Linked DNA regions of Mus musculus: all the other regions are linked to region 1. The links are chromatin loops, found by intact Hi-C in ENCODE. Cell type or tissue: left cerebral cortex. All regions are shown on one strand.

What was found. Hi-C counts contacts between places; a loop is a spot of excess contacts. Peaks named below come from ENCODE experiments on the same cell type or tissue, not always from the same donor. Only the 100,000 strongest peaks of a DNase experiment are listed, where the experiment ranks them.
Region 2: a loop joins it to region 1, with 2.8 times the contacts of the local background. A loop is called at or near these places in 13 of 42 quality-filtered maps.
Region 3: a loop joins it to region 1, with 2.6 times the contacts of the local background. A loop is called at or near these places in 13 of 42 quality-filtered maps.
Region 4: a loop joins it to region 1, with 3 times the contacts of the local background. A loop is called at or near these places in 3 of 42 quality-filtered maps.
Region 5: it touches region 1 in a loop (3-fold over the local background); 26 of 42 quality-filtered maps call a loop at or near these places.

Annotation. Positions count from the first base shown.
Region 1 is chr11:72,562,296-72,567,295 of GRCm38, reverse strand. Gm51906 (a long non-coding RNA gene) reads left to right here. Exons shown (of 4, transcript XR_003949712.1): 4 at 2,871-3,479. Among named protein-coding and RNA genes, the nearest start is that of Spns3, 15 kb to the right of the region's middle. In left cerebral cortex, a CTCF peak has its summit at 2,820 (motif pointing right); DNase peaks (open chromatin) are centred at 75, 340 and 2,828; H3K27ac peaks cover 469 bases.
Region 2 is chr11:72,488,086-72,493,085 of GRCm38, reverse strand. It overlaps Spns2 (spinster homolog 2), which reads left to right and starts at 3,166. Exons shown (of 13, transcript NM_153060.3): 1 at 3,166-3,660. The coding sequence starts at 3,291. In left cerebral cortex, a CTCF peak has its summit at 2,965; DNase peaks (open chromatin) are centred at 3,053, 3,613, 4,086, 4,594 and 3 more places; H3K4me3 peaks cover 2,461 bases; H3K27ac peaks cover 2,452 bases.
Region 3 is chr11:72,451,740-72,456,739 of GRCm38, reverse strand. Mybbp1a (MYB binding protein (P160) 1a) reads right to left here. Exons shown (of 26, transcript NM_016776.3): 26 at 4,970-5,000. It overlaps Spns2 (spinster homolog 2), which reads left to right. Exons shown (of 13, transcript NM_153060.3): 8 at 51-240; 9 at 372-437; 10 at 2,342-2,440; 11 at 2,523-2,686; 12 at 3,140-3,186; 13 at 3,625-5,000. The coding sequence ends at 3,182. Among named protein-coding and RNA genes, the nearest start is that of Gm40194, 3.1 kb to the left of the region's middle. In left cerebral cortex, no CTCF peak of the experiment used is centred here; DNase peaks (open chromatin) are centred at 830 and 2,130; H3K27ac peaks cover 2,701 bases.
Region 4 is chr11:72,467,059-72,472,058 of GRCm38, reverse strand. The region is part of intron 2 of Spns2 (spinster homolog 2); the gene reads left to right. Among named protein-coding and RNA genes, the nearest start is that of Gm40194, 12 kb to the right of the region's middle. In left cerebral cortex, no CTCF peak of the experiment used is centred here; DNase peaks (open chromatin) are centred at 1,864, 2,642, 4,661 and 4,811; H3K27ac peaks cover 2,251 bases.
Region 5 is chr11:72,434,433-72,439,432 of GRCm38, reverse strand. Ggt6 (gamma-glutamyltransferase 6) reads right to left here and starts at 3,907. Exons shown (of 4, transcript NM_027819.2): 1 at 3,669-3,907; 2 at 2,792-2,994; 3 at 2,601-2,714; 4 at 1,026-2,294. The coding sequence starts at 3,814. The coding sequence ends at 1,264. In left cerebral cortex, no CTCF peak of the experiment used is centred here; DNase peaks (open chromatin) are centred at 2,045 and 2,930.

The sequences.
Region 1 (5,000 bases):
ATGGTGTTCCACTGAGCTTGATGAATGACGCGTGGGAAGAGGGAGACCAACAGAGTGGAACAATGGAGTAGGCGTGTGGGAAGGAGTAGCTGAGGAGAGAAGAGTGGGGAGTTGAGGTGGACACAGGAGGGGCCTAAGATGAGTTGGTGGAAGGTGAAGGCGTCTGTCTGTCTGTGTGTTTCCTCTTTCCTTCCCCAGAGAGTGCAGAGCGGCAGTGGAGGGGCTTTGAGGACAGGCAACTTGCTGCAGTGGAGCGGAGGATGGGAAGGCAAGCCTCCCGGGGAGGGAGGGAGTTTTCTGGGCACTGCCTTGCACCTGCTGGAGTTTCGTGGGATGAGTTTACAATGAGTTCCCTGCAAGCACGGTCTGTTCTTCCTCTTTGGTTCCATCTAGCTGTGTGGGTGCAGGTGTGAAATGGAGGGCTGGGGCGGGGGCTTTGGCAGATCAGCCAAGGGAGGAGAAACCTGGGAGAAGAGCTATGGGTGATGATAGAGACCTATCATGAATCGGCAAAAGAGGGAGTGAGAAAACAGGTCCTGATGGCTAGGGACCATGGCATGCGCTCAGGAGCTTCGAGGTTCCCATGGACTGTAGTAGGACTAAGGAGAGTGCCACGGTGTAGGGAGGAGAACGATGGGGCGATGGGGCGTTTTGATCTGGGGGTGAGGGGTGGGGGCGGGGGAGTATGTGCTTTAAGTCATGAGTCTAAAGGTGGTGCTGATGTGGGTAATCCTCATGGGATTGCTAGGGTAACGTGATTGTTTACAAGAGGGTCCAGAGGTCCAGATGGTGAAAGGGCCATCTCTGTGGCTGGTGATATCACCTGAATGGGTCACCAGGGAAGATAGAAAGAGAGTAAACTACTATCCAAGTCCTAGGAAAATTAGGGATGACTAGGAAGCCTACAGAGACCATGGCAAGGAAGCCAGGGAGGAAAACCATATGGCCGGGTCTGTTGCTGTGACCATCATAGAAATTAGAGATGGTTTTATTTTAATTAATATAATTTTAAAATTTCTTTGAAAAAGTCACTTTTTTAAAAAGAGGAGATGTATCTCTCTTTTAAGATTTATTCGTTAATTTTATGTACGTGAGTTCACTGTCACTCTCTTCAGACACACCAGAAGAGGGCATCAGATCCCATTACAGATGGTTGTGAGCCATCATGTGGTTGCTGGGATTTGAACTCAGGACCTCAGCAGTCAGCGCTCGTAACCGCTGAGCCATCTCTCTAGGCCAAAGTTACATACTTTTGTTGATCATATTCACCCCTTGCCCCCTGCCTCCAATTCTCCTGAACCGCTTCCCAGCTCCATGTTTTCTTCTCTTTAGTAACTCTCTGAGGCCTGTGTGTTCTTGGTTTTGGGATATTCACTGGAACATTAGTAATCTATCAGCGGTAATACTCCCAAAGAAAAATGACTCTTTTTTTAGTAGCCATCAACTGACAACAGGTCTTCAACCAGGGGTGGGGTCTTGTGAGCCCCTCCCTCATCTGTGTTAGAATTTGATGGGTTAAACCTTGTATCTGTGAATCTGTGAATCTAACACCTGTGTGGTGTCAAAGGGACAGCGTTTCACAGCCTCGCTCCCATCCTTCTGCTCCTACACTCTTCACAGCCTCTCTTCTGAAGTTTTCCCGGAGCCCTGGAAACGGAGTAGGGGTCGATTCAACCCACTTAGGGCTGAGTGCCTTGCAGTCTCCTCTCAGCGCTTGGACCAGTTATGAGTCTCTGAATTAGCCACTGCCCACAGACCAAGGCTGGGAGCAGCAGGCATTTATGGAGTAAATTGCTGATACAACTGAGGCCAGCCTGGTCTACAAAGTGAGTTCCAGGACAGCCAGGGTTATACAGAGAAACCCTATCTCAAAAAAAAAAAAAAAAAAAAAAAAAAAAAAGAAAAGAAAAAGAAAAAGAAAAAGGAGACAGGATGTCATTAGCTTTCTATGTAGACCAGGCTAGCCTCAAACTTCCAGACATTTGCTAGCTTCAGCCTGTGAAATTCTGGGATTAAAGGTCTGCACACTACACCCAGCTTATCTATTTTTGAGACAGGGTCTCTCTATGTAGTAGCCTTACTGACACCATTAACCATATATCTTTCTTTTTATTTTAGACTTTAAAATTTCTTTTCTTTTTAAAATTTTATTTATTTGTTTGTTTGTTTGTTTTTGTTTTCGAGACAGGGTTTCTGTATAGCCCTGGCTGTCCTGGAACTCACTCTGTAGACCAGGCTGTCCTCGAACTCAGAAATCTGCCTGCCTTCCCAAGTGCTGGGATTAAAGGCGTGCACCACCACCGCCCAGCTTAAAATTTATTTTTTGTGTAAGTGTTTTATCTGCATGTGTACATGTTCACCATATGTATACTTATTGCCTGTGGAGGTCAAAAGAGGGCATCGGATGTGGGAGAACTGGAGTTATGGGTGGTTGTGAACCATCATGGGGGTGCCGGAAACTGTGAAAGTCCTGTGCAAGAGCAGCAGGTGCTCTTAACTGACCTCTCTCCAGCCAGCAGGAAAGAATGTAGACTTTTTTTGTTTTTGCTTTTTTTAAATTAATTAATTAATTAATTAATCAATTAATTAATTATATGTGTATACGCTGTAGCTATCTTCAGATACTCCAGAAGTTTTCAGATTTTTGTTATGGATGGTTGTGAGCCACCATGTGGTTGCTGGACCTTTGGAAGAGCAGTCGGTGCTCTTAACCACTGAGCCATCTCACCAGCCCCCGAGGTACAGCATCTTAAGACCACTCTAAATTTACTAAGAAACTTTCTCACATTTTACCACGTCCTGGCTGACATTGCTTTTAATGGCCACAGGATGTCGCTCTCTACTGAAACCTGGAATTAATCTGTCTACAGGACTCCCTGATGAAAGATACTGTCTGCAATTCTGCTGTGCTCAGTCAGCTAGGAGGACCCCGGGCATGAAATCCTGTGACCCTCAGCTTTCAACAGCTGCTTCTGCTGTACCCTTTATGCCATCAGGACCCCTGCTGAAAACCACAACTGGTTTCTGCCACCTCAGATTTCTTCCTTGGGAATCCACACCATAACGTTTGGTTCTTTTGTTTTTGTTTTGTTTTCTGAGACAGGGTCTCACTACATGGGTTTGGCTAGCCTAGAACTTGCTATGTAGACCAGGCTGGCCTCTGCCTTCCAAATGCTTGGGTTAAAGGCATTAGGAGGTTAAGAGCACACCTCCTTTTCCAGGGAATATGGCTGTTCATTCCTTGTAGGCAACTGACTTTCTCAGGCTCCTGTAGGCTCCAGCCGAGGAAGATGTTTCCTCACCTAACAGACATATATTCATTCCCGTTCTCTGCCCTCCTCTTTTCTCTAGAAGCCCAGGATACTCTTGAACTCGCAATGTAGCTGAGTTTAGCCTTGAACTCCTGATCTTGCTAAGTGATAGGGTTATAGACAAGTGTCACCACATCTGGCTTATATATGTATATATGAATCTGCCTAGAGATTTTACTTTATTGTTTTTTTTTCCAAGATAGGGTGGTTCTGTGTAGCCCTGATTGTCCTGGAACTCACTCTGTAGACCAGGCTGGCCTCTGCCTTCTAAGTGCTGGGATAAAATAAAGGCTTGCATCAATACCACCTGGGGAGATTTTATTTTTATTTTTTGTTATTAATTAAAAGTTATTTTCAATTGTTGTATACGTACACATGATATGTGCATACAAGAATGGCAAGGTGTGCATCTGAAGGCCGGTAGGATATGTTTGTGAGTTAGCTCGCTTCTCCTACATTTACATGGGTTCTAGACACTGAGCTCAGACTTGCGAGGCTTGCACAGGAAGTGCCATTGCTGACTGAGCCATCTTACTGTCCTATTTTTGTTTAAAATTTATATATTTTTATTTTATGTGTGTTGTATTTTGCATGCATATATGGCTGCCCGCCATATGTGCAGTACCTGAAGAGGACAGAAGAAGTCATAAGTCCTCCCAGAACTGGAGTTTCATATGGTTGGAAGGTGCTGTGTGCAAGCAGAGAGCAGAACTTGGGTCCTCTGGAAGAGCAACCAGTGCTTTCAACCACTGAACCACCTCCCCAGCTCCCTACGTGTGTGTGGCTGTATAATTGGCTTGTGTGAGTTCAGTGCCCTAGAGACCAAAAGTGGGTGTCAGATCCCTGGTGTGGTGAGTCTCCTGATGGAGGTGCTGGGGATATAACTCCTGTTCTGTGAATAGGCAGTGGCTACTTGTAACTGTTGAGTTGAGCTTCTCTCCAGTCCCTCAGCTTCCCTTTTTTTTGAGACAGGGTCTCTGGTAGTTCAGCCTTGAACTTGCTATGTGTTTGAGAATGACCTTGAATTTCTGATATGATCTTCCAACCTCCAACTTTCCAGTACTGAGATCATAGACATGTGTCACCACATCTGGTTTATCCAATAACCATTTTCTTCTTCATGGACAGAGGTAGACTCCTGTGGTGTCCATCTTTCAAGCTTCTCTTGCTGCCAGAGCATTGGCTTGTGCTTTTATCTTGCTTCATAGGGTCTAGGAGAGAGCCACTTGGAGGGTTTCTAGTAAAGATCTTGGGCATTTTTTTTCCCTGATGAATACACACACACACACACACACACACACACACACGTATCGGAATTACTCTGCTCTCCTCTTGCATGTTTGATGAAAAACCTTAGAATGTGAGTGTGTAGCCAGCTCCAACAAGCTTCAAACCCTGCTGTTCTTGTCACTGGGTCCTGGCCACCACCGTGGGTCAAGGACAGACTTTGTGACTGATGGAGTGTTGCTGGAATCCTAGTTGTTTTAGCCTTTGTTGGTTGCCTCTGAGGAAGCTAGCCTCCACACGGGGAGGACATTCAAGCAGGGCCCTGTACAGGGTCCCTGTGGGGAGGGAAGCAGCAGCACCCACTTTTCAGTTACATGAGTGAGCAACTTCTAGCCTCATGGGGCCTTTGAGTTTTCTGCTGCCGGGAGCCCTCACTGCAGTGATACCCCCAACCCCCAGCCA
Region 2 (5,000 bases), 74 kb after region 1:
GTCCTTTGTGGTTTGATCAGCCTGCTTTCTTATTGCACCCAGGGCCACCTACCCAGGGATGACACCACCATGGTGGGCTGGGCACTCCTACATAAATCATTAATCAAGAAAATGCACCCCAGGCTTGCCCACATACCGATTTAGTGGAGGCAGTTACTTAGTTGAGGTTCTTTATTCCAAAACGTCTGTAGGTTGTGTTAAGTTGACATAAATTTAGCCAGCACAGTCATAGCAAAGGATCTGAGACGTCTCTCAATAAGGAAATATCTCTGTTTACCCTACCGTTTCCCAAATATAGTTATCCTTGGAGTAATAGCACCTAATGTTCTGACCTAACTTGTTTTGGAATTTGTTGTTAAGAAAAGGTCACACTGTGTGGGTCACACTGGCCTGGAACTTGCAATCCTCCAGCCTCAGTTTCTCTGGTTCTGGATTATAGGTATGTGCTAGCTCTTGTGTGGCAGTTACAGTGTGGAGCAGATGAATGAATATCAGAAGGTCCTGGAGCCACTGCTGAGTTCAGATTCTCATCCTGTCCAGAAGAAAAGAGTTCTGAAGAAGATGTGGGTAGAATGATGGCTAACCAGGAAGGTACTGACTTAGGAGGTAGCCATAAGAGAGCTTAGGAGCTTAGGAGGGCAGACTGCTTCTTTCTCCAGAGTCTCTCAGTATCCTTGCCACAGAGACAGAAATAATAGCACACAGGTCTGAAGGACATAGTGGCTCATACCTTTAATCCCAGCACTTGGGAGGAAGAAACAGGCAGACCTCTATGAGTTTCGAGGTCAGCCTGGTTTACACAGTGAGTTCCAGGACAGCCAGGACTCTACCTCAACCCCTCTCCAAAACAAACAATACCCAGAGGCCCATCCTATGGTCTTAGGATGCTGCCAGGAGTTCTCACAAAGCCCTCATCTGTGCGCAGCCACACAGCCAGAAAGAGCTTATTGTTTCTATCGCCCTGCCCATGGGTTGGGGCCCTTTATCTTACACAGGATCAACTCCAGAAACTGCCTTTAAGTTAGAAGTCTCATAATAGGAATGGATGGCTTGCTTGGTGGCCCCACATATGAAGGACTCAAAAGACTGCCCTCTTTTCCTACTCTAGAATTCAACCAGGGGTGGAGATGAAGGGCAGTGGATCAAAACCAAAACTGGCCTTGCAGGCCAGGGTTGTGAAAGGGTGAGAGTTCAGGGGTGGGAAATTGAGACGCAGCCTGGGTAGAGTGCAAAGCCATCGTGCAGAGCCTCCTTCACAGATACACAGCTGGGCAGCATCCACAGCAGACATGGTCCTCTCGCTTGGCACAGCCACACAGATCTGGCCCCATGGAGCTTCTGGGTCTGTGCTTGTCTGCTAATCACCTGTTATCCCTGGCCACGCATTGAAACCCCCCCCACCCCCGCCCCCCGACTGACTTTACAGGCCAGAATCCAGCCAGCTGGAAAGAGGCAGCAGGCAACTTTCAGAATGAAATCTGTTTTCCTAACCTTCCGTCACAGTCATTCATACTCAACACGCCGAAGCATATTTTTAGTCAGTTCACAGAATTTAAAAGACACCTTGAAGGCGCCAAGAAACACCAGCTTGGGGATTAACTCTGCTCACTAAGACAGTGGAGTGTGTGTGTGTGTTCGTGTGTGTGTGTGTGTGTGTGTGTGTGTGTGTGTGTGTGTGTGTGTGTATGTGTGTGTGTGTGTGCTTGAGTGCCTTATGCTTTGTCATCCGTTGGCTATGCCATGACTCACTGTGGTTGACACCTTCACAAGATGTTCCTGTTGTGGACGTGGGCTCTGGAGCAGCCTGCACTAGCAAGATGATTTCAGGGCCCTGGCTTCGTACCAACCAGACCATTGACTAGTTGTCTGTTTATGACGGGTCACCTTGGTGACCTGAAGTCTGTCTGTGAAACAGACAGAAACCACTGGATATCTGAGGGGCTGAATTAAGTCTCCCCTGACTCTCTCATTTGAACCAAGGGTTTGGCACATACTAGGGAGAACATGCTATACTGGGTTTTAACTTCTTTCTTTCCTTTTACATATTTATTTATTTAGAGACGTGTTGGCCTGGACTCGCTGGCCTGGAACCTCGGAGTTTCACCTGCCTCTGCCTCCCAAATGATGGACTTACAAGAGAAGACTGTTCTTTACACAGAAGCTACCTAGCCATTCTCCAGAACTGACAACCCCCCCCCCCCCAACGTGCTCAACTACCTGGACTATATTCCCCCAATAGAAACAAAGACCCAGAAAGATAGAGGTTTCGTCCAATGTTAAGCCACACGCAAGAGCAGATATAGGCTAGGATCCAGCTTTCCAACTTTCACTAAGGGTTTTGGGGAGATGGTACCCCCCTCAAAGGCTTTTTCTGCTCCATCCCCTCTCCTTCTCGTTTGTCTGAGATTGGATCTCTCCTGACTCAGCCTCCCAAACGCTGGGGTTACAGGTGTAGGACACCCTGCCTGGCATTGAGGAGGCCCTCCTGGTTCTTTTGGGCTCTAATCCGAGCCCTGGTTCTCACAAGCTCCACTCTATGGGGGGTAGAGATATGGTCAGAGTGAGCCCAGGTCATAGCATGGAGGTGCTTCTCTATAGAGGAGAGCAATGGACCTTCATGAGGTCTGTGTCCTGGGTCCACCAATCATGTTTCTTAGGCAGCGCTGCCTAAACAGACTGAATTAAGGTGAGTAACTGTTGGAGTCAGCTCTACAACAGGTTCCCCAGTTTTGACCATCTGAGACTTTTTTTTTTTAATGCGTAGCTTAAGCCATGGGCCTTCCTCGGCCTCAGCCAGGGGTCCTCTCCCATCGCAGGGGCAGGGTGGAAGTTGAGTAGGGTCTGGGGTACCCTTCTTCCCTCACCTAAATCCTAATCGGTGCTGCAGCTCCCCGCAATCGCTTCCTGATCCCCGAGGGTTCCGTGGCCGCAGCGCTACTGCGTGACTTGCGCCCCCGTCAGGCGGGTGGGGCTGTGCGGCCAGGCGCCCCCGCACCCCCCGGGGCAGCACGTGCGGGGCGGGGCTGTGGCTTGAGCCCGGAGGTGATTGGGCACACGAGCTTGGTGGGCGGGGCCGGCCGCAGCTGTCAGAGCCGCCGGGGCCGCGCGTCTCACTGACTGAACAGTAGCAGCGGCGCAGCCAGGGCTGGAGCCCGAGCGCAGAAGCGGACGGGCCGGGCCGGGATGGTGCAGCGGCGGCTCCGCGGCGCGCGCACGCACTGAGCGGGCCCGGGCTGGGCCTCGCGTCCCCCGAGCCCCCCGCGCCCCCCGCCGCCCCGGCCCGGGCCGGCATGATGTGCCTGGAATGCGCCTCGGCGGCGGCGGGCGGCGCGGAGGAGGAGGAGGCGGACGCCGAGCGGCGGCGCCGGCGCCGGGGGGCGCAGCCAGGGGCTGGAGGTAGCGCTTGCTGCGGGGCGCGGGGTGTTGGGGGCGCTGGAGTCGTGTCCGCCGACGAAGAGGTGCAGACGTTGTCCGGCAGCGTGAGGCGGGTCCCGTCCGGACTCCCCAGCATCCCCAGCACCCCTGGCTGCGCAGCAGCTGCCAAGGGCCCCAGCGCGCCGCAGCCCAAACCGGCCAGCTTAGGCCGAGGGCGGGGGGCAGCTGCTGCCATCCTGAGTTTAGGCAACGTGCTCAACTACCTGGACAGGTACACTGTGGCAGGTGAGCAAATGCCCCATCTAGCCCGAGGACCAGGGCCCTTCCATCCCAGATGCCCTAGGGAGCTTTTGGTTGCCAGCTCCCTAGATCCAAGCCCTCTGGAGAGTCCCTAAGGACCCTCTGTTCAAGCGATGCTTTGGCGTTCCATGGGTCCAATCCAAAGCACCCCACGCTCCCCGTGTTAGGGATTGGTGGAGTTTCCACCCCTGGAGCAGCTTGTGAGCCTTCGCCAAGCCCTTGACGGCTCATCCGTTGTCCTCCCAGAGTCTCCTCTGCGTCTCTCTTGCCTTATCGCCTGTGCGCCCCCTTCCTCCACAGCCGCAGGTTCCCCGGCCTCTCCTCCTTTTCCCTTAGTCCAGGCCGTCTGTGCTTGCACGGCCCGTCTGTTCCTTCTTTCCTCGGTCTCAGCCACCCCCCTGCATGCGTGCGGCCAGTGTGTGCGCCTCTTGCGGGTGTGCGCCAGGCAGCCGGAGTGTGCGCGCGCGTGGCAGCGCGGATATGTGTGTGTGAGCTTGTAAGCGCGTGGCTGACAAAGGCTCGGGCCTGCGGGGAGCCGAGGGAGGGGCGGGGCGGGTCCGTGCCGCCTGGGGACCCAGGATGCGGTTTGCAGCTGGCCCTGGCTTGAGGCCTGGAGACGCCTCCTTCTGCTCCATGGCGCTTGGAGCCTGGAGCAGGGCATAGGCCTGGGGGCGGGGGCTGGGGGGGTTGGTCTAAAGAGAGGCAGCCTCATGCTCCTTGAGCATCTCTGCGACTCAACCCCAGGTTTGAGACTGAAATGGATACAACTGGGTTTCTATCCTGAATGTGCTTAATGTGTGTGTGACCTTGGGCCAGTTTCAGCTTGTGTTTAGGTCTGTTTCCGTTTGTGAATTGATTGATCCCTGGGCCTCTTAGTGTGGATGTGACTCTGGGATTCTATTCTGCTGGCGTCTCTCCCTGTCTTCACAGGGGTCAAGACGTAGGGACCTGTCCTAGAGCTGGCCCTGCCTGAGGATAATGTAGCTTTGAAAAGAAACACTGGTTAGGCTGGTCTCCGGGGCTCCCGGTGGAGGAGTGCAGTTGTGTGTGTGTGTGGTGGGGGGGACCCAACATTCTATCCCACAACCTAATATGAAAGAGGGGAGAGGAAAGGGGAAGAGAGATGATTTGGATATTTTGTGCCTCACTAAAGAAAACTCAGGGATGATTGGGAAAAGAGAGCCCTGACATAAACCACACAACCACATGCCACCTGGGTACTTGGGTGTTCTTTTGGGGGCCTTAGTCTTTTCCTATCTTGGATAGTTTTGTGTCAAGTGGAAGGAAAGAACTCTGCCCCTCTCCCACCTTGCATGTACACCCAC
Region 3 (5,000 bases), 110 kb after region 1:
TCAACCTTAGCCTTGCTCAAACCACACTCTGCTGTCTTTTGTCCCCACAGCCTCATCTTTGGAGCCATTACCTGCTTTACTGGCTTCCTGGGCGTAGTCACGGGCGCGGGAGCCACTCGTTGGTGCCGCCTGCGGACTCAACGTGCTGACCCATTGGTGTGTGCTGTGGGCATGCTGGGATCCGCCATCTTCATCTGCCTCATCTTTGTGGCTGCCAAGACCAGCATTGTAGGCGCTTATGTGAGTCCACAGGAGGTTGGGGAAGATGGGCTAGAGGTGCAGTCTGACTTGCTGGACCCTCTGTCCCCCATAGGGAGGGTCCTGTGTCCCTGCCCTGTGCCCTCCATGGTTGCTTTCTTCTCTGTGAATAGATCTGCATTTTTGTTGGAGAGACACTGCTGTTTTCTAACTGGGCCATCACTGCAGACATCCTCATGGTAAGCCAAGAAGGCTACAATCACTATGGGCTGACTGACCCAGGCTTCTAAATTTCATTGCGGTAGCTTGGGCGGGTGGGTGAAGAATAAGCAGTACTTGCTGCTGGGAGAGGTGAACCCAGAGGCAGGGAGGGGACGGCGGATATACAGGGGTCGGATCTGGGAGAGGCCTGGAAACAGAATTGAGCAGGTAGATATTGAGGGGCAGGGGCATGGTTGTCTCTAGTCTCAGGTTGTGGCTAGGAGGCTGGTAGTGCCAGGCTGGCACTGAGGTGGTTCTGCCTGCCAGGACTCCTCCCCCCAGCCATTGAGTGTCCTAGCATTCTGCTTTGCCAGCTCAGGCTGGGTCCTAGGCTGGGTCCCAGGCGTGCCTGCCGAGTGCCTGCGGCTGGCTGGACAGACAGAGGCTGTCTTTACGGGTCCAACAATGGCCTCCAGACCAGCAGGCCAGAAACAAAGGGCTGTCTGAGCAGCCTGCTCAGGCTTGTGTTCCTGGGTGGGGACAGGAGGAACAGGGGAGGGGCTGTGGGCCTAGTGACTTGTAGCTCTGAGTGAAATGGGGGGTGGGGATGTCAGGAGCGAGTGTGACTCCTGCCCTTGGTCCTTTGGGAAATCTCTAGATGGGAGTCAGGAGACTACAAAGGACTGGAGATGGAGTGGGAGAAGTGTGGGACAGGGGAATAAATGCCCTAGGCATGCTTAGGGGCTGGTGCTCAGGCCAGGAGGCCAGGGTCTGGGGGCCTTTGTAGTCCCTCCCTTTCAGGAAATCTGCCATGCTTCACTCTATGCTTTCCCACATACCTGTGTCTCCCACCAATGCCTGTTTCCTAACCATGTATAAGCCATGGAGAGGTGGTGGGGAGGACTCAGCTAAGTGCCTCACCAAGGGGCTGGGCAGGGACAGGTCACTACATAACCCTTGAGTGAGAAGGGTGGCAAGACTGAAGCAAGTGTCTTTGGTGCTGGGCAGCATGGCCTCCCCTGACAACTCCTCCCCATCAGTCCCCCGAGAACTGTTGGCAGGGTCTGGGTCCCAGGGAAATCATGTCCCAGTTTTACAAAGTGTCCCAGCTAAGTGACTAATTAGTGGTGGAAATGGGGCCATGCAATATCCTTAGATCTAGATCCCTCCCTGTCTTATCACCACCAGCAGGGTACTTTGAGGGTGCCAGCTGCTGCCACTGTACACAATGATGGATGTCATGGACAGTGAGAGTGGCTGGAGCTCGTGGCCAGGGGTACCTGGTACTGTGTGTCCTAGTCTCTCTAATCTTCGATCCCATAAGGTCAGGGCCTATTCTGTCTAGCGCAGGGCGACCTGGGGCCTGGTGGTTCTTAGCCGGTGTCAAGTAGAGGCGCTTTGGGGGTAGGATTCTAGTTCATATCCTCTCCACCTCAGCCGGCCTCATCCTTGCCGAGTCCTCAAAGAAGGGAACCAAGACAGGTGTTTAGCTTGTAGAAGGGAAAGGCAGGAAGCCTAGAAGCTGGAACTCTGTGTCTAGAAGTTATACACCTCCACATGTGAGCCCTCAGAACGGAAGGTTCTCTCCAGGAGCAGAGCAACCTGAGCTCAGCCCGGGTTAAACAGGAAAGAAAGAAAAAGCACCTCCAGGCCTTTGAACTCAGCTCCTCCATGCTCCAAGAGCTCTGGTCTGAAGATCTATGCCAACTGATACCCAAATTGTGCTTCATGGCTGAATGTGCTAGGGAGGGAGGTGCGGATTCCCATCGCTGGGGATGAGCTGCCAATCCTACATGGTGGGCAGGGAAGTTCAGGGCTGGGTGGGAGGAGTGAAGATACCAGGACAGGAAGCTGAGGCTGTGGGGGTTTCAGAAGTGTCCTAGCCACAGGGATGAGCCTCGTGCATGGATCTTCTAGCCCTGACCTGCCCTTTCTCCTCCAGTATGTGGTCATCCCCACTCGGCGAGCCACTGCTGTGGCCCTGCAGAGCTTCACCTCCCATCTGCTGGGGGACGCTGGAAGCCCCTACCTCATTGGCTTTGTGAGTGGCTGGGGGTGGGGCTGGCCTGGTGTGGGGCGCAGGAGATAGTCCTGTCCTGACACCCATACCCCAATCTCCACAGATCTCGGACCTAATCCGCCAGAGCACCAAGGACTCCCCGCTCTGGGAGTTCCTGAGCCTGGGCTATGCCCTCATGCTGTGCCCTTTTGTCGTGGTCCTGGGTGGCATGTTCTTCCTTGCCACTGCTCTCTTCTTCCTCAGCGACCGTGCCAAGGCTGAGCAGCAGTGAGTAGGGTTGGGGTGGGCGCACTGTGAAGCAGGGACTGTGACAGCTTTTACCCTAGTGTGGAGAGAGTGAGTTACTCTGTACTTCCAGGGCTAGGTGATTTGTTGGAGGCCAGGACCAGTCTTCCCAGGCCCTAGCTTGTATGTTGTAGGCCCAAAGGCCCTTTTGTGGTAGCTGTAGATATGGGTTTTTCTCTGGAGTTCCTCTCAGGGTTTTAGAGCTGGGAGACCCATCCCCTTCTCTCACTTTCTGACTTCTTTCTCCTCTTTTCTCTATTCCTCTCTCTCTCTCTTCTCCCTCCCCCTGGGTTTTCCCACCTCCCCCCTGGGGCTGACGAGGTCCCTGCCCAGCGCCTCCGGTCTACCGGCCCCAGTGATTCGATGTGCCAGAGCCGTGCCTGGGCCCAGTCCCCGCTGATGTACCACCCTGACCCCCGCCCGTCTCTCCCTCAGGGTGAACCAGCTGGTGATGCCTCCTGCATCCGTGAAAGTCTGAGGTGGTGAGTGCAGGCCAGGAAACTCCTGTGGGAGGAGTGGCCCTGAAGGAACAGGGAACAAAACACCTTCCAAACCATCTCTTCCCCTAGCACACGCCCTCTACCCTGGGTCTGCCCTCTTCCTCTGAAATGTTGTCACGGAATCTGTGGATTTGTGGGAGCTGCCTTCTTCCAGTAAATCAGTGCCCTCCCCTCCCTGGAAGGGCCGGGAGCATAGGTCAGCACTGGAACTTGCCAGGTCCTGCTGTCTTCCTAAATCCTCCTGGACAAGGGTGTAGGTCTCTGACCTTCCCAGTGGCCTAGCCCTGGAAGCTTTAGCTTTCTGGTAATGTTAAACAAGGATCAGAGCCCCAAGTTCACAGGAATGGCGGGAGAAAGCTGAGGAAGCCAGCTTTGGAACAATACCCAAAGCTCCACCTCTGACCTGACCCCTTCCCACAGGTGCCGCTGGGACAGCAATGAACTGCAGTTTAGGTTGGGAGAGGTTCTCCAGCATCCTGGACCGGCAGGACGGTCCCAAAGCTTCCTGTGTAACTCACAGTTGGGTACCCACCCTCTTTGGCCTGGGACCGCCAGGACTGAGTGGCCCTATCTTCAAGAAGAAGCCGCATCCTCAGTTAGCCTGGAAGGCTGTGTGTGCTGGAACCACTCAGTTGGACACAACTCCAGCCCTGGCTGGGGACTGGAGGGCCAAGATAGAAGCCACCGTGCAGCAGGGATTTGGGGAGATTCTGGCCTGCCCTTAGCTCATATGATCTTGAGGGAGCCACTGCCGTCCTCCTTCGACAGTAGAAACAAGGAGCTGGAGCTTCCTCCATTGTGTGCCATGCAAGGCACACTCCACAGCTTTGAAGAAACAGGTCCTGGGCTATACACAGAAGACATGGCTCAGGTCTCGGGACCTCAGTTCCAGTTCTGAGGTCTGCCAAAGGCTCTGGTGTATGGGGACCACTTCCCCACTCTTAGGCTCTAACCTTGGGAACAGCAAATTCTGCCTGGCATATGTAGCTGGGTATCCACTTTTGGGTGTTTCTGGCTGGGACAGTCTCCCAGGATACCATCTCTGCTGTCTTCAGCTAGTTCTTTGCCTGGAGGTTTTCTCAGGTGGGAGCACCCCCTTAAAGAAAGCTGCGGCACTAGGGGGTGAAGGCCCTGGTGGTAGGCTGAGAACTTGACCTTTTCTTACCCCAGCCCCCCAACTCCTACAGTACCCCAGAAGCCACCTCATCCTACAGGATGCAGGATGACCCAAGAGTCCTTTCCAATGAGGAGTCAGATAAGATGCTAAAGGACTTACCCAGCTGTCCACACTACTTGGCCTAGGGTATAAAACTGCTGGAGATTGCCCACCAGTGCCTATAGGTATCATACCCCAACTGACTCTTGGGGCCGGGCCTTCACCCCAGCCTTTGATCACACTTCCCCCACACACACAACCCCTCACTCCCCTGCAGCCACCTTAGTCACCTTTGGGCACTTATCCCCAGCTTTACACTCCTTGCACGCTGTAACCAAGGTGGCTCTGGTCCTGGGGTACCATTACAACTTGCAGGAAACTTCCAGAACCAGCTTGGGTAACAACAGTCCCTGTGGCTGTATCCCACTTGCTGTGGCTTCAGTGGTGTTAGTTAGTGGTACCCACCCCACCAAACTCTGGGGCACCCTGGGGGTTTGGGCGTGGGTTTGCAGAGGGTGCTATCCCTAAAGACCAGCCTGGCTCCCACCCTAACCCCAGCAGGGGCCCTAGCAATGTTTTCTTGTTGTACAAGAACCAGGTCCAAGTGTTGCCTCCTCTTCCTTCCGGAAGCTGAACTGCT
Region 4 (5,000 bases), 95 kb after region 1:
GATATCAGAGCCCCGCCCCCACCCACCCACACCTTGCTCTCCAAGCTCAAGAAAATATGAAGAGAAAACCTGTTTAAATTACATAGCTGCACTTGAAAGCTAAAGCTAACAGGGAATTCCCAGGTGCCAGAAGCAAAGAGCTAAAGTCAAAAGCTGGTGTGGGAGATGGAGCTGAAGTCATGTTTCAGAGCTCGGAGGGCAGTTGTATCTGCTGGGCACTTGGCAGTGTTCATAATGACATTTTCACAAAATTTTCAAACACACGCAGCACAGGATATCAAAGCAGGCTTCCCCTGAATGCTGGTTCTATAGCTCCCTGTGCATTGCTGGTCATCTTCCAGGTTGGCGGCTTTTTACCCAAAGCTCAGACCGGTGCTAGCTTAGACTTTCAGGGTCACAAGACAGACTCAGTTTCCTGCCAGGACTCAGGCAAGCTCCCGGATCCCAAGCTTGTCCAGGCTGGCAGACAGTTCAGCTGGTAGAGGTCCCACTCCCAGCAGATGTTGCCTCTGACTTTTTGCAGAGAGCCTGGTGCCAGTCCCAGTGGCCTCCGGCCTCTTTTTTCCATAGAAGCCATCTGTTTCCAGGGACCCCAGTGAGAGCAAATCCAAATGGCTCTTTAGGGAAGCCTTCGTGATCCAAAACTGACATGGACACAGTGACGGCTCTCCCTGAAGACAAACTCACATTCGAAGTGAACAGTGCACAGCAGGACAGACTACATGAAGAATGTATGATGTAGTGGTAGAGTGCTTACCCCACAGGCACAAGGCCTTCCGGTCCATTCCCAGCACCAGGGGAAAAATACAGATGCCACAGGCAACTCACCTTTGTGAGAGCTGGCAGCTGGTCCTGGAAGCAGCCTGAAGAGCTATAGATAATAGGCTTGTTTTTTTTTTTTTTAAGAAGATTTTAAAAATAGATATAACTAGCCAGGCATGGTAGCTCACATCTGAAATCTCAAGCATTTAAGAAGGCTCTGAATTTTGGGCTAGCCTGGACTACAGATTGAATTCAAGGATAGCCTGAGCTAAAGTGAGACTCTGTCTCAAAAACATGAGTAAACTAGACCCAGTTTAAGAGAAAATAAATTAGAAGATGAGTCTGAAGGAGTCAGCGTCAATGCAACACTGAGAAGGGGCAGTGTGTTGTTGTTTGTGATATTACCTGGTCTTTGTGACCTGTGATTGGTCAGCTGTGACCTTCCCTATGGGGAGAATGGAGGAAGTGGAGGCAGAAGAATCAGGAAGACATTTTTGTGAAAGGCTTGAAGGCTCAAGTTCCTGGGCTTTTGTCTTAGATCGATCGATAGGGCAGCAGAGAAGGCTTGAGAGCAGGGCGTGACCATGTGGTTGTATGCATCAGTGTTCACACTGTTGCCCAGTGCAGGAACGGATGGCAGAGGAGGCTGGAGGCTACTCAGGGCTTGAGTTTGTGGGGCCACAGGAAATGCCAGGATGGGGTAGGGATGGAGGAAGAGCTGGCTCAGAGTGAAACCAGACAGTGTCTTCAGGCCTTGTTCTTCTCAACCTTGATGAGTCCAGGAACATGCTCTGCTTCACAGACCAAGGTTCCATGGGTACAACTAGGCAGCCCCACAGCCACCCTCCCAGGAGACCCCAAAAGCCACCTATGGCTGGAGACACCAGCACAGGCTTTCTGTCCAAAGCAGAGCATAGACAGAGCAATAGTGCTGTTCTTCCTGCCTGAGGGCTGAGTGTGGACAGACCCCAGATGCCACTAGTGGAGCTATGTATGTTTCGTGTCTTCCCCATCAGTTGGAGTGGCCTGGGTTGGACTTGGATGGCAGAGGCTACCCACGTCTGTCTGAGCATCCTCCCTGCCCACAGGATGTGGAGGGTGGTGTGTCTTCTCAAAATAGCAGCCAGCTGGAGTCTGAACTTGGGAAACAACCCTGGTTCAGCCAGACCAGGCAAGGGCAGGAGGTAGGCTTCATGGCCACAGTGGCTTCTTAGCACCTACCTTGCCGTCTCTTACTCTGATGCCAGTTTCTGGGGTCATGCAGGTCCCACGTGTAGTGAGAGGGACATCTCCTACCATGGATAGAGCCACAGAGTGACTGCATGCAGAGCCCCTGTGAGGCCTGCTCCTGCCTTCTAGATGTCTGCACACTGAGTCCTCTGTCAGCCACAGGAGGTAGATGTCACCTCAGGAATGTCATTCAACCTGTCATCTGTCTTATTTTTCTTTTGTGGCACTGGGGATAAAACCCAGGACCCTGAACTTGCTAGGTAAGTGCCCTGCCAGTGAGCTATGTCCTAAGCACTTTTCATTTTACTTTGAAGCCTGAAACCTGCTTGGTAGCTCAAACTTGCAATCCTCCTGCTTCAGTCTTTTGAGCTCTAGGATTACATGTGTGCATTATCCATGATAATATATATAAACAAACACACACACATACCATATACCCTCACCCAGGCTCCTTTCCATTTTCTGATGGCCTTGAGCCAACCCTATGAAGGAGAGTGAGGCTTGGTGCCTGAGCTCTAATGCTGAGCTGGGACTCCTCCCATCAACAGTAGCCTGGGTACCCTCCCCCCTCTGCCTGGCTACTTGCCCTACAGCTCCATTGTCCTAGACCTGTGGGCTCAGCAAGCGTGAGCTGAGTGAGGTCTTCCCCACACCCTGGCCACAGGATGTCCTCGTGTATGCGGGAACTGCCGGGAAATCCACTCTGCCTACACTGAGGTTGGGGGTGGGGCGGGGTAGCTAGTCTGGTCTGAAAGCTGTCCTCCCACAAAGAGGGAGGCTGGGGTGGACAGCACAGGAAGCTTCTAGCTGTTGCTGGTTTTTATTCCCAGCAGAACTGCCTACTGGCTCTGTAGGCCTCTCAGTGCCCATTGTTTCTGAGGGACATATAGTTCTCTGTCCTTTGCTTGGATTGTTCCTCCTGTACCTATCCTAGCAGCGTACAGGGACTGCCATTGGCCAGTGATACCCCTGAGGGCTAGGAAGAGCTGGAGGCTCCTCATCAGGCTGCAAAGGTGACCTGGCACATTCCTGACCCTGAATTCCTTTGTTCTTAAAGGAAGTCATAAGACTGGCAAGCTGGCTAAGTCATCTAGGATGAGTCTCTCTACTCGCTGGGGCCTCAGTGGCTCCAGCTGTAATGTGGGTACAGAAAAGTAGGGCTCAAGTTTTCTGATGGAATGGAGGAGCTTGGGAGCACGGCAGGCCTGACTGGCAGGTGGAAACACGTGCACTGCTGTTCTGGGAGCCTACCTAGCTGCAGTGATCCTACCCACTGCAGGAGCAAAAAGCCAGAGTGGGAGAGCCAGACGGCCCTGCTGAAAATGGTGCCATGTGGCCAAGGTCCAGGTGCCTGCCTCAGGTTCCTTCAGTCACTCAGTGAGGGCTTTTGAAAGCACTCCCTTCACAGGGGTGGGATGGGACATGCTAGGCCTCAGAATGTAAGCCCAGTCCTGGTCTCTAGGGACGTGTGTCCCCCTGTGGCCTTCTCACGCTGCAGCCTGACCCATCTCCTGCTGTTCCCAGTATAGCATGAATATTCTCTGACGTCAGGGGCGTCTGTGGGGACCATCCTCTTCCCAGTCTAGCATCAAGTGATATGATTTAAAGCGAGGGCTTCAGAGTCAGCTAAACTACAGTTTAATTTTGACTCAGACATACAGTTGCCCTGTGACATCACTTCTTTCAGCTGGGTCATCTTCTCTGTAAGATGAAGTTAGAGAGAGAATCGACAGAAATGATGAATGCATGTGCCAAGTGTGTGTCCAGGGCCTGGTCTGTCATAACTGATCCATCAGTGACAACTGCAGGCGTTATTAACAATAAGCATCGTGCTTCATTAACCATCGTACAATATGATTAGAAGACTTGAAATTTATATAATGTGTGTGTGAATGTGACAGTGTGCGCGTGCCTGTGACAGTGTGTGCGTGCCTCTGTGTGTGTGTGTGTGTGTGTGTCAGTGTGTGTGAGAGTATGTGTGTGTGCTTGTGTGTGTGTGTGTGAGAGAGAGAGTGTGTGTGCGTGTGTGTGTGAGAGTATGTGTGACTGTGTGTAAGAGATAGTGTGTGTGTGTGAGAGAATGTGTGTGAGAGAGTATGTGTGTGTGTGAGAGTATGTGTGTGTGAGTGTGTGAGAGAGTATGTGTGTGTGCATGTGTGTGTGAGTATGTATGTGAGAGAGTATGTGTGTGTGAGAGAGTATGTGTGTGTTCGTGTGTTGTGTGAGAGAGTATGTGTGCATGTGTGCATGTGTGTGACTGTGTATGAGAGATAATGTGTGTGTGTGAGAGTGTGTGTGCGTGTGTGTGAGAGTATGTGTGCATGTGTGCGTGTGTGTGACTGTGTGTGAGAGATAGTGTGAGGGGGAGCGAGAGAGTGGTGTGTGTGTGTGTGTGTGTGTGTGTGTGTGTGTGCATGTGTTGTCATCATGGTGAACTCCTAGGCACGTTTCATTACCCACTTTGACATTAGCAGGATTTGGTGACCCTTACTGATTCACAGGCTTTAAGTACATCAAGCTGTGCAATTCATGGTAGGACCTGCACTTTGGCTAGACAAGAGGCACTGCCTACTCAGATTGTCTCTGCCCACTCCCCACCCAGTTCAGACTGGCATACAGAAGGCAGTTGTTCCTCTTCCCCTCTAAACATGTGTAAGCCCTTTGAGACTAAGCTTTTCCTCGTCCACATCCTGATCTGATCTTGGGCAGGTCTTAGGAGGCAGAGCTGACAAGAAAGCATTCTTTCTGTAGATGTAAGGAAATAATACTGGCCCTGGCTAATGTAAACACGAGCCTTGTTGACCCAGCCTGCGCCTCGGAGGGCAGGGCATGAAGCACCTTCCCCCACACTGTCTCATCCAATACTCAAGCCACCAGAGCAGCAGCTATTTTTATCTTCATTTTACAGATGAGGAAGTTGGCGTGGGGAGCTGGCTTAGAGTGGCTCATGAGAGTCGATTGTTAAATTTTTAGGAATTGTGTGAGCCGATTGTTAGACACAGCCATTG
Region 5 (5,000 bases), 130 kb after region 1:
GAGGCAGAGGCAGGCAGATTTCTGAGTTTGAGGCCAGCCTGGTCTACAGAGTGAGTTCCAGGACAGCCAGGGCTATACCGAGAAACCGTGTCTGGAAAAAAAACAAAACCAAACAAACAAAAAATCACTTACTACTATTGCAGAGGATCAAGGTTCAGTTCCCAGCACCCATATAGCAGCTCACATCTGTAACCCCAGTTACAGGGGAGCCAAAGCCCTCCTCTGACCTCAGACAGAAGAAGCATGTGGGACATGTGCATATATGCAGTTCACACACACACAGAAGATAAAAGCATCTTTTTTTTTTTTTTGAGACAGGGTTTCTCTGTGTAACTCTGGCTGTCCTGGAACTCACTCTGTAGACCAGGCTGGCCTCGAACTCAGAAATCCACCTGCCTCTGCCTCCCAAGTGCTGGGATTAAAGGCTTGTACCACCACTGCCCGTCTAAAAGTATCATTTTAATTAAAAAAAAAAATTAAACCCTCAAACCCTTAAATAAGAATTTCCTTTCTCTTTGTCAGGTAGGGGAAGTGCTACTGGGTGTCCTTGCTCTTGGCCTGAGGAACTATTTCTAAAGGGTTGTATTCAAGAGATCTCAGAGATCAGGAACAACCCAGTTCCAGCCCTTCTGTACCCAGGGGAACCTCCTACTCATTTTCCCAACCCTTCTCTGCTCTGCCATCTGTTCTACACGTGAAACTAAGAGATTTACCTTGTGCAGATGGAACCCCAGAAAGCAGAAGGTGGCTGGAGCAGGGGAAGCCGAAAGAGACAGACCCAGGCTCCTCCCCCTGTGTCTGGCGTTCATCACCTGTGTTGCAAAGGTTAACAGGAAAGTTAGCCAAAGAGCACAGATGTCACTCTGTCCCCGGAAGATTTGAACTTTATTAGCTTCCAGTCCAATTGATAAAGATCAGCAGGGAATGGTCCAGTGGAAGATGGAGCTGCCCACCCTGCCCAAAGACTCAGTAAGGGCTGGTGACCTTCCACTGGGCTTTCCCAAAGGTGAGTGGCACTCAGACTCTTTTTCATCATCTTCTGGTCTTTATTTGATAGAAAAGTCAGAAATTCCATCAGTGTGGGTACCAGGAAATGTGGTTGGACCAGCCCTGGATGCCAGAGCCAGAGCCAGGTAACAGATTAGGATGGAGGCTTCATGTGATGGAGCAGCAAACACCTCACAGATACATTCTCTTCATACATTCATTGCTGCTAGACCTTCTCTGTCTGGCTCTCAAGTTCCAGACACCTCTGCCCCTCTGTTAATACCCCTGAAAGGGGCAGCAGCCACTGGGGACACTGGAGACATGGGCGTGTTCTGCATGGACTACCGCCTGCAGTAGGGCCCCTTGGCCACATATGCCAGGGCTCTCTGTGGGTCTTTGATGCTGGGGCTGCTGTGGGATTTGGGGTGTTGCCAGATGATTGAGCAAGGTGCAAGTCATGGCTTTGGCCCCTCTGGAGATCCCTGAAGCCACCATCCCCAACATATCGGCTTCTGTGTCATCCAGGTTGTCACGAAGGATGAGTGGACAGGCCCAGGCACTAGGTGCAGGGCTGGCTTCCAGGTTGCTGAGCAGAACACCAGTACTTGGGGATAGATGTCCAGAACCAAAGGAACTGTTGATTGAGGAGATGAGGAGGAGCATGGAGCCGTTGCTGTCCACGGTGGCCAGGGCACTGCTCACTGGGGTTTCAGCAGTTTGCAGGAATGGTGGGCAGGGAGCAGAGCTGGGTGTCCTGGAGTGAAGAGTAGACTCCAGCAGTTCCACAAGTTCTGGACCTGCTGAGGGGCCAGGAGTCGTGAACAGGACCCCCCGAGGCAGAAGAAGCTGCAGCGCAGGCTCTAAGGAAGGCACGGGCTGAGCAGAAGGTAACTCTAACCCCAGGTCTCTGACCAGCGGGTTCAGCAAGGCCTTCCCAGCGAGATCTGGGCTGGAGGCCAGGGCTGCGCTGCGTAATACAGCTGCCAGGTTGGGGTTGGTGGCCCGAGCCCCAAGGCCCAGTGGGGTTCCATTGGTATGGCAGAACAATGGACAGAGCCCCTTTGTGCCCTGGATGGCTAGTGCGTTTGCCAGGGGTGCATCTACCTCAAAGCCCTTTTCAGCCAGCATGGCAGGCTTGGTCAGCAGGTGTGGCCAGGGCAGGCGGCCGAAGTGGGCATGAAGCAAATGCAGAGCAGGCAGACCCGTGGGCAGCCCCAGGCCGGGGGCCAGGAGTTGGGTTGGGCCTGCTGTCAGGGCAGTTGAGTTTCCTGAAGAGCTATTGTAGAAGAGACCCCAGAATGTGGCACCTGTTGGGAGACAGAGGTCACATGGGGATCAGAGGCACTGGCCAGAATTGGGGTCAAGATCCTCCAGTGGTCCCAGGTAGAGAATCACTGTCTTGCTTGCAATAGAGGTCACTGACTAAGCCTGAAATCAGGAGTTGCTGACCAGGGTCAAAGGTTACTCAAGACTAGGCCTGGTGCTCAGATCCCATGTCCTGCTCACTAGCTAGTCTTGAGGTAATGGCCACTGACTGCCCTAATGAGTTCCAGGTCACTAACTAGGCCCCAGGTTAGAAGCTCTGAGGTTCAGGGCCCACAGATTACACTGACCTAAGCCTGTTGCATGAGGATGTACCACCGCCAGACACAAAGCTGCTCCAACTCCAGCATCCACGACATTGCCCCCAGCGACAAGCAACTCTTGGCCCAGTTGGGAACATGTGGCTGCAGTAAGGAAAGGTCTGTGTGTGATGGGGAGGTGCCCTGAACCACTGACCCCTAGCCCCTTCCCAAACACTGACCTGCCGGGCTGATAATGGCGCTGTGGTGGTACACACCAGGGCGATGGGAGTGTCTGCTGGCTGGAGGGGCCACAGAGCCCAAGTTTCCTCTTGGGCTGTCCCTACTGTGCAGCTGCCTCAGAGCCAGAGAGCTGCTAACAGCCAGCAGCAACAAGCCTGCCAGCAGGCGGGCCCAGGCTCCTGGCAACCCACCAACCTCGTTCCTGCAGAAAGGGGAGTCCTGAGCCAGGGATGGGGTAAAGGAGCACCCAGGAACCCCAAGAAGACCCAAGGAATGTTTCCCCCAAAGGTTTGATTTTGCAAGAGTATAAATTGGAGAGAGAGAGAGAGAGAAGAGAGAGAGAGAGAGAGAGAGAGAGAGAGAGAGAGAGAGCCCAGGGCACTGCATTGGCAAAGACACAGAGGTAGGAAAAAGTTGGAGAAACTGAGGCTGGCTTGGAGAGAGTGTCTAACAGAAGAGCTGGAGGAGGCAGGGGTGGCCAGTCAGTCAGAGGGAGACCTGGAAGGGGCTTGGCACATGGGGAGAGGTGGTTGAGGAGCAGGGTTCATCCAGGTGTAGCCCAGTCCCAACCCGTCCAGCAGGTGCTATGGCATGGAGCTGGGGTGAGGCTGGGAGAGCTGGGGCAGTACTGGGTCCAGCTTGATACAGATGTCTAAGATGTCTTCTCTTAAGATACACAGACCTTCCTCTGACTGACTGGCTCAGTCCCAAGTTGGATCTGCAGCCTAGAGCTCCCCTCCCCCCAAACTCATCTAGAAAGTCCCTGATGCTCAGCCAAGTGTGAGATTGCCTGACCCAGCTTAGGGATTCCAGAGAGAGGACCTTGCCAGCCGTCCAGCCTGAGTTATGGAGGTCCCCAGGCCCTTGCTGACTCACCGGGGGGTATTTTGGAGTCTCCTTAGGGAGAGGACCAGTGGCTCTGCTATCTCTTCCTCTTCCTCCTCCTCCTCCTCCTCTGACTCCACGCCAGGCTCCCAGAGTTGTAGCTTGTGATAGTGCACAGGTCCTGTGGTGGCATCCATGGCCCGTGCTACCCCAGATCTTTGCCGAGAGCCCTGACAGTTGACACTGCCAGAGAGGCAAGCAAGCAGGTTGTGGCTGGTGCTGGGTGGCCTTGGGGAATGGAGGTGGTGAAACAGAGAACAGGTCTGGGCAGGGCGGGGCTGGGAAGGCTGCTATGAGCCTGCCTCGTTAGGACTCGGGGCTCTTATAAAGGTTCCCCGAGCAGCTGCCATACAGAGTCACAATTTATACAGGTCTAGGAGGAGCCCAACACTATAGCTATAGACTAAGAGGTGGGGTGAGTGGAGTCTCTCTTTACCTTTGAGATCCCAAAGCTACTCAGGTCTCTAGGAATCGTGGACATGAATTAGAGCTATGGTTACAAAGGGTAGCCTAGGTGTGGCTTAGCACCACCAACCAGGTTATATTGTCAGGGGGTGTGGCTTCCAAGGAGGGTCATGGTCCAATCTTGGGCTACTATGAAATCTGGCGAACAGCTTGGGGGGTGAGGGCCATCCCTGGATGTGTCATGTGGCTTTTGTCCAGAAGGCGGAGTCAGAGACCTCTGTGGGGAAACAGTCTGGAAAACACGGTTCCAACCTTCTTCCTGGCATTCACATCAAGGACCTGTTCCTGGGCAAAGCAGTGCTATTTGCAACAGTCCCACATTGGAAACTATGCTAACACCATTGTCAGGAAAAACCGTGCAAGCCATTATTCAGGCACTGGGGTATCTGCAGCAGAAAGAATGAACAAGAGACAATTATGTGTAATATTGTACATGAATCAGAGGGAACATGGGGAGTGAAAGAGGCCAGGTAGGAAAGGGCACACATTGTGTGTCTTAAGCAAGGCTCAGAACAAGGTAAGACCGGTTAACGTTTAGAGTCAGAACGCAGCTGGAGTGCGGAACAGTCAGGGCATCTGGGAAGAAGCCAGAGAAGTCTTGTTTACCTTTCTCTCCTACTTTTCTTTTTCCTTCCTTCCTTTTGTCTTTTGTTTTCTTTCTCTCTCTCTTTCTCTCTTTCTTTCTTTCTTTCTTTCTTTCTCTCTCTCTCTCTCTCTCTCTCTCTCTCTCTCTTTCTTTCTGTCTGTCTGTCTGTCTTTCTTCGAGACAGGGTTTCTCTGTATAGCCCTGGCTGTCCTGGAACTCACTTTGTAGACCAGGCTGTCCTTGAACTCAGAAATCTGCCTGCCTCTACCTCC